Linked DNA regions of Homo sapiens: region 1 is linked to region 2. A link is a contact called in ENCODE Hi-C or POLR2A ChIA-PET data. All regions are on one chromosome and are shown on one strand. The core of a region is the stretch at or near the end of the contact, and the rest is flanking DNA. Distances in the headings are between cores, read along the strand shown.

Region 1 (2,969 bases), core at 461-2,960, 470 kb before region 2:
ACCTGATTGATGGGTAGATGGTGGAATCTTCCTGCACCCTACCGTGCCCTAGCCCAAACATGAGCCCTTCTTCAAAACATGTTACTGCCATCTGCAGGAAACTTGTAATAATAAATGTACACGTCTGCAATGACAACAAATGTGATGTGAATCGCACCCCCAAGGGTTGTGCAGTGTACAGCCATGTGACACCCTGTCTTGCACCCTGTTCTCAATATACTCCCCACAGGTCCCAAGGGATACATCATTTCTTCCTCTCTTTGTTTCTACCCTTTGGGGTTGTACTCCTTGCTACAGTAAGCTCCCTAGCGCCCCACTTCCTTGTTGCTCCCCACCATTAAGTAAGGATATTTCTACTGCTCTTCACTAAAGACAGAGAGCCAGAGGGGAAGAGGCAAATTTTCCAAGATCTTTGTCTCTCCCCTTTCCTGGTTCTATAGACCAGGATCCTGAGGCCTTTCCCGGAAGTGACCAAGTCTCTCAGGTGAGTGTGGAGATTTAGATTGTCAACTACAGAAGATTCAGACTGGGCTGGTTGCCAGGTATTGCCTAAGGAAATAGAAATAACAATGTACAGGGCCGGGTGCGGTGGCTCACGCCTGTAATCCCAGCATTTTGGAAGGCCAAGGCAAGCGGATCACCTGAGGTCAGGAGTTCAAGACCAGCCTGACCAACATGGTGAAACCCCATCTCGGGCCAGGCGCGGTGGCTCACACCTATAATCCCAGGACTTTGGGAGGCTGAGGCGGGCGGATCACGAGGTCAGGAGATGGAGACCATCCTGGCTAACATGGTGAAACCCCGTCTCTACTAAAAATACAAAAAATTAGCCGGGCAAGGTGGCAGGCGCCTGTAGTCCCAGCTGCTCAGGAGGCTGAGGCAGGAGAATGGCGTGAAACCAGGGGGCGGAGCCTGCAGTGAGCTGAGATCCAGCAGAGATTGCACCACTGCACTCCAGCCTGGGCGACAGCGAGACTCCATCTCCAAAAAAAAAAAGAAACCCCATCTCTACTAAACATACAAAAATTAGCTGGGCATGGTGGCACACGCCTGTAATCCCTGCTACTCGGGAGGCTGAGGCAGAAGAATTGCTTGAACCCGGGAGGTGAAGGTTGCAGTGAGTTGAGATTGCGCCACTGCACTCCAGCCTGGGTGGCAAAGTGAGACTCTGTCTCAAAAAAAAAAAGAAATAGCAATGTACTTGGAGTTAGAAGATCTGTGTTTACCAGTCCTGTGTAACTATAGGCAAGTCCCCTAAACCCTCTGAGCCTCGGATGCTAACATATGTCCTGCCTAACAGAGTTATTTTGAAATCTCTGTGTAAACCATAAAGCTGATAAACCGAAACAAGACACTTTCATTAGTGACTCTTGTTACATTTGAATGTGGCTGGGCTTAGGGAGTTGAGAATATGGCTGGCAAAGAAGAAGGAGAAACAAATGTAGGGAAAGGATGAGAACAGGAAGATGGGAAGAAGAACAAGGTTCAGCACCCTAAAACCTGTTTGGCTTTGTAGACTGAAATCAGCAGGTTTCTCAGCCCCGACATCCCTCTCTACTCTGACATGTGTGACCACCAGGCTTGCCCCATCAGGCCTCTCAAGCAAGGGCGAGGCCCTAAGACCAGCTCAGGACACGGAGTGGGCCAGGGAAAGGGAAGATCTCTATTTGGTGAGAGTGATTCAGACACCCCCACTTGGCTTCATAAGCAAGATCCAGGGGGAGGAGAAAATTGCACAGGCCACAGCTGGCTTCCAGCGTAAGACTGACTTCATTTCCTCCCACAATTAAAGTTCTGCTTCAGAGAGCTTCAGAGCATCCAGGGTCTCCCAGACATGCCCCCCTGCACCTCCTGTGAAGGAGTCCCTGCAGAGCTAAGGCTGCCTTTTCCATTACTCTGGTGGAGCCCCCACAGCATTCTAAAATCACATGAAGATTTCAGCAAGACCCTAAAGTCGCAGTCCCGCCTCGTCTCTGCTGCCTCTCTCCTCTCCTGCTAAAGAAACACGCCCAACTGCAGTGCACAAGTTATTTTTAACCATGGCAGTCTCCCCATTTTCAGCCTCACTGGCCCAGCCCCCTCCTCAAAAGAGGCATTCAGCAGTGTCAGGATGCAAAGGAGATCAGCATCTATGCCAGAAACACAGCACAGCGCAGCACCCACCATCCCTTTGCTCAGTTGACCCAGCAGGGTCCTTAGGAGCCTTGCCTGTGTAAAATTAAGCCTCCTTGAGTCCACTCCACTTCTATTCTAGACTCCAAATCTGAAGCAGCAAGCAAATCATCCCGTGGGCCTCCTCAGAGAAGACTGGAAGTGGAAATCATCACAAAACGATCTAAGTATGCATGAGTGATGAAGGATGGAGGCAGAGGGCATAAAGAAGGAAGAATGAGACAGCCCACTCTCTCTTCAGGAGAAAGAGGTTTATGAGTCATCAGGGCCCTGAGTTATGGCCCTTCAAGACTGGGGACAAGTAAACCCCTTCCTGCACCCTAGGGACAGCTCTAAAATTCTGTTACTGGCTGATGCTGCAGGCCCAAAGGTTTTGAGAAGGACTTCCTCCAAGGACTCCTCGTTGCCCACTAGAAAGAGCTCCAACTCTCCCTCCTGCCTTCCAGGCCCCACTGTTGTCTCCTCACTTGGAGCTCATTCCCTCTAAAGTCCTTTCCTGATTACCTGAGCCCACATAAGCCTTTCTCTAACTTTCCGTTATAGCTCAGTGCCTGTTTCTGGATCACAGTCTGTCACATCACATAATATCCTCAAAACACTCATTCAGCATTCATTCAGTCATTCAATACCAATTGATCTCTAGCATGTACAAGGCCCCGTGCAGCCCTCGGGGGCTCAAAACATAAGACACATCCCAAATTGCTCACTCTTCTAAGGGAGTGATGGGCACCCTGTGGGTTAACTGCTACATTGAACAAGGGAACATGGAGGAGAGAAAAGTATGACTGTGAGAGCGG
Region 2 (3,443 bases), core at 236-2,735:
AAAAGTTTGTACTAATACTAAATTGAATATTTTGCTCTGAATCCTCATTTCATAGAGTTTGGTGGTGGGGTGGCGGGGGGTGGGGAATAAACCTTAACCTTCCTTAGAGAACCCACCCACCCAGGCACCCAGGGAAGAGTTGCAATTCGAGGCTCCTAGGCAGAGAGAGGGAGAGTGGGGGAATAACCTCTTGCCTTGGCCATGGGTTCCCATAGCACTCTCTTCTGTGGCTTCCTATATGGCCTGGTGGCTTTCTACTGCCTCAGGGCCATGTTGGACTGTTCACAGTTCCATCTGCCTGGGTGACCCTCCCAGAGGTGCTGATGAGAACAAGTCTGCTCTACGCCTTTCTGTCTCTCTCTCCTCCCTCCCCTAGCTGGCGAAATTTCTATCTGCTCCTCTGAGAAGGGGTCAGAGAGTGAAGCTCAGCTCTCCCCCTGCTTCTGGCCAAGACACTAGTCAAAGCCTGAGAAATCCCCTTCCCCCAAGGGCTCAGGCTTTTGGAACACAAAAGCCAGAGAGATTTCCAGGCTATTTCTGGTTTTTGCCCTGCTGCGTCTTTCCCCTGAGGCAATGAGCAGAATGCTGACTTCCTCTTTGGGGATGGTGGGGTGAGAAGGGAAAATATAGGGGAGAAAAAATACAGGTTGGATAGACTTGTATCTCAAAATATCATCCCAGCCACACCTGTTAAATACATTCCAGCCTTCGTTGCTTCCCTAAGTTCAATACATTTTGTGTTGGGGGTACTTAGAGTCAGGGTCCTGTTATCTGTGTTTGTTTCGATGCTCATGTTCAAATTCATGCCTGCTTCCTCTAGGGTAAGTGTGATTTCTTCTAGTTAAGTACGGGAAAAAATTAAGTAGTATTAATAGTTTTTTTTTTCTCTCCCTAAGTGAACAGTGAAATTGGCAGGCAAAAGGCAACAGAAAGCATTTCCTTAGCTTGTTCTTGTCTAAAAATATGGACAAGCAGGAGTGTGAGGGAGTGTGCAGGAGGCTTGTCCCCACAGTTCTCCACAGCCAGGAGCATGGGGGCCACTGTGGGAAATGAGCCCAAATGTCTCTGCTAAGAGCCTCTTTTAAAACAAGCTCCCCTCCGGTTCTGAGGTTTACAGCAAACTTCTCAGAGCACATGGGCAATTTTCCCCAAGCCCTTGAAATGAAAGACAAAGAAAGCAGAGTGACAGGGCATCTGTGGAGAAAGGGCTTGCTGGGCAGGCCAGGCCAATTAGCTGCTTTCCACCCCTGAGCTCTCTGTGGTGGTCTTCCAGTGTTTGGTGGGGAGGGGAGGGGAGCCATGGGGCCTGGCGTGCCTGACACCCAATTAGTGCTCATTCACCAACTGACCAGCCCAGCTGGCTGGCCTGCTCCCTTCCAGCTGCTCAGCAGCCGGCTCCAACAGCTCTAAGAACAGGGGGTGCTAATTGGATGCTGAAACCCAGCCGCTTCTCCATCCGCCCAGCCCAGCCTTGTGAAGGCCGCGGCTTTCTTGGCCAAGCTCCTGCCCCTGGTTCCGCTGTCAACTCATCCTCCCTGGGAAAATGCCGCTCCTCTCAAGTAGAAATGTAACAGCCAGCGCTGCAGCTTCCACCAGAATTCTTGAAGAGCCCAAGTCAAGGCAGAAGCAAGGTCAGTAGGGGAATGGGTAATGAAAGGGAGGAGAGAATGAGAGGTCCTGGGGGCCATCAGGTTCCCTGGGGTATTGGAGGAAGCATGAATGTAGGAGACAAGGAGCCCTGCCGCTGACTGTCGGTGGTGTCTTTCATTCTTGGGCCTCAGTTTCCCTATCTGCACACAAGGGGACCTGACTAGATGCCCTGCACACACTCTTCCAGCCCTGATGTGGAACGTCTCTGAGCCAAGACTCGGGAGTCTGCAGATCCCTGCAGTGGGGTGGGCATGCCCCTTGGGACCCCGAGTCACAGGAGTCCTTTTTGAGCTCAATGCGGTTCTGGCTCTGGCTGATGAGGGCGCTGAGCCTGCCTCTTAGAAGACTTGGTTCTCCAAGACAAGTCAAGATGCTGGGGGAACAGCCCTGCTGTCCTGGTCCTGTAAATCTAGATATCCAAGTGGTTTTCTTTTTTCCATGTTTCCTGCTGTGTCAGTGATTCCAGGGATGTCTCAGGGTCATAGTAGGTTCACACAGGTGCTCTCTGGAAGGGACTGCAGCCCCACGCCCCTTTGTCAAGGCAGCCCCCAATGTGTTTGCACAGTAACAGCCACAGGGTCCAGCTTCACTGCCTCATCTCAGGTTATCGGGTTATCCTGCTGATACGGTGTCAGATGTTAGTAACCATGTCCCATTAAGAACCCACATTACATTGTCTTGTTGCTCCGATTCTTTACTGCCTTCCTATATTGGGATTACACATCCATGCTCTTTATCATGTGACTTTGCAGTTCCTGCAACCACACTGGGTGGTGTAGACTTCTCTGCTGGTATATACTGATAACGAACTGGGTCAGATGACTTGCTTCGGCCAGTGGAACGTGGGTAGTAGTGATGCTGCCAGTCTGTGCTGAGACTCTAGGATGCATCACTGTGTCTCCTTAGCCTTCTTGTGCCCCTGTGATCTGCTGTGGACAGGACATGCTCCTGGAATCCACAGCGCCTGCAGCCTGGGCCCCAGAATGAATGTGTGTGTGGAGGAGACCTGAGCCTAGCCCAATACCTGGGGCCACTCTGGTCCACATGAACTCATCTGGACCAGCCAAACCTAGGTCAACCTGTTGACCTATAACTTTGAAAATAAATGTGTGTTGCGGTAAGCCACAAAGATTTTGAGGTTATTTGTTAAGAGACGAAAAACTGACTAATATGGCCGGGAGTGGTGGCTCACGCCTGTAATCCCAGCACTTTGGGATACCAAGGTGGGCAGATCTACTTGAGACCAGGAGTTTGAGACCAGCCTGGCCAACATAGTGAAATCCTGTCTCTACTAAAAATACAAAAATTAGCCAGCTACTCAGGAGGCTGAGGCACAAGAATTGCTTGAGCCTGGGAGACAGAGGTTGCAGTGAGCCGAGATCGCGCCACGGCACTCCAGCCTGGGTGACAGAGGAAGACTCTGTCTCAAAACAAACAAACAAACAAACAACAAAAAAACCCCAAACCTGACTAAATACATCAATAAAGACAAGAAACTTCCAGGAGAAGGATGCTGAGGAGCACCTTGTTGGTGTCCAGGAGCTGGGCACAATAGAGAAACCATTATACTCTTCTGGCCAGGGGCAGCTCAGGGGACAGGATGGCCCATCTCATGGGAGGCCAGTCCTTGGCCACAGAGTGGCCACCTCCTAGCACTGTCCAGGCCCACCCAAGCTCTGGAAGGACCACATGACCCCTGAATGGGAGTGGGGAGAAGCTTCTGAATTGTATTTTCAGAAGTTCCCCCAGGTGAGGCCTGAAGGGAGTGGACACTGCTGTTACTTAGGTAGCAC

What was found. Hi-C counts contacts between places; a loop is a spot of excess contacts on that map. ChIA-PET counts read pairs that join two places held with the same protein, here RNA polymerase II (POLR2A). Pooled maps may share reads with other maps.
Region 1: a loop to region 2 is called in a pooled map of heart right ventricle, with 2.6 times the contacts of the local background. The contact joins two enhancer-like sites. A Hi-C loop is called at or near these places in 4 of 168 maps with a recorded cell type or tissue (CD4-positive, alpha-beta T cell, CD8-positive, alpha-beta T cell, IMR-90 and 1 more), 2 of 37 single-sample maps with no recorded cell type and 15 of 50 pooled maps. POLR2A ChIA-PET finds 5 or more read pairs at or near these places in 1 of 52 experiments (activated naive CD4-positive, alpha-beta T cell).

What each region holds. Positions count from the first base shown.
Region 1 is chr1:39,085,997-39,088,965 of GRCh38, reverse strand. It overlaps a transcript of MACF1 not described here. Among named protein-coding and RNA genes, the nearest start is that of NDUFS5, 61 kb to the right of the region's middle. Within about 2 kb of position 1,710, at least 9 of the 41 ENCODE cell types and tissues checked have a DNase peak (open chromatin) inside an H3K27ac peak, as active enhancers do.
Region 2 is chr1:38,612,118-38,615,560 of GRCh38, reverse strand. No RefSeq gene overlaps it. Among named protein-coding and RNA genes, the nearest start is that of LINC01685, 140 kb to the right of the region's middle. Within about 2 kb of position 1,485, at least 2 of the 41 ENCODE cell types and tissues checked have a DNase peak (open chromatin) inside an H3K27ac peak, as active enhancers do.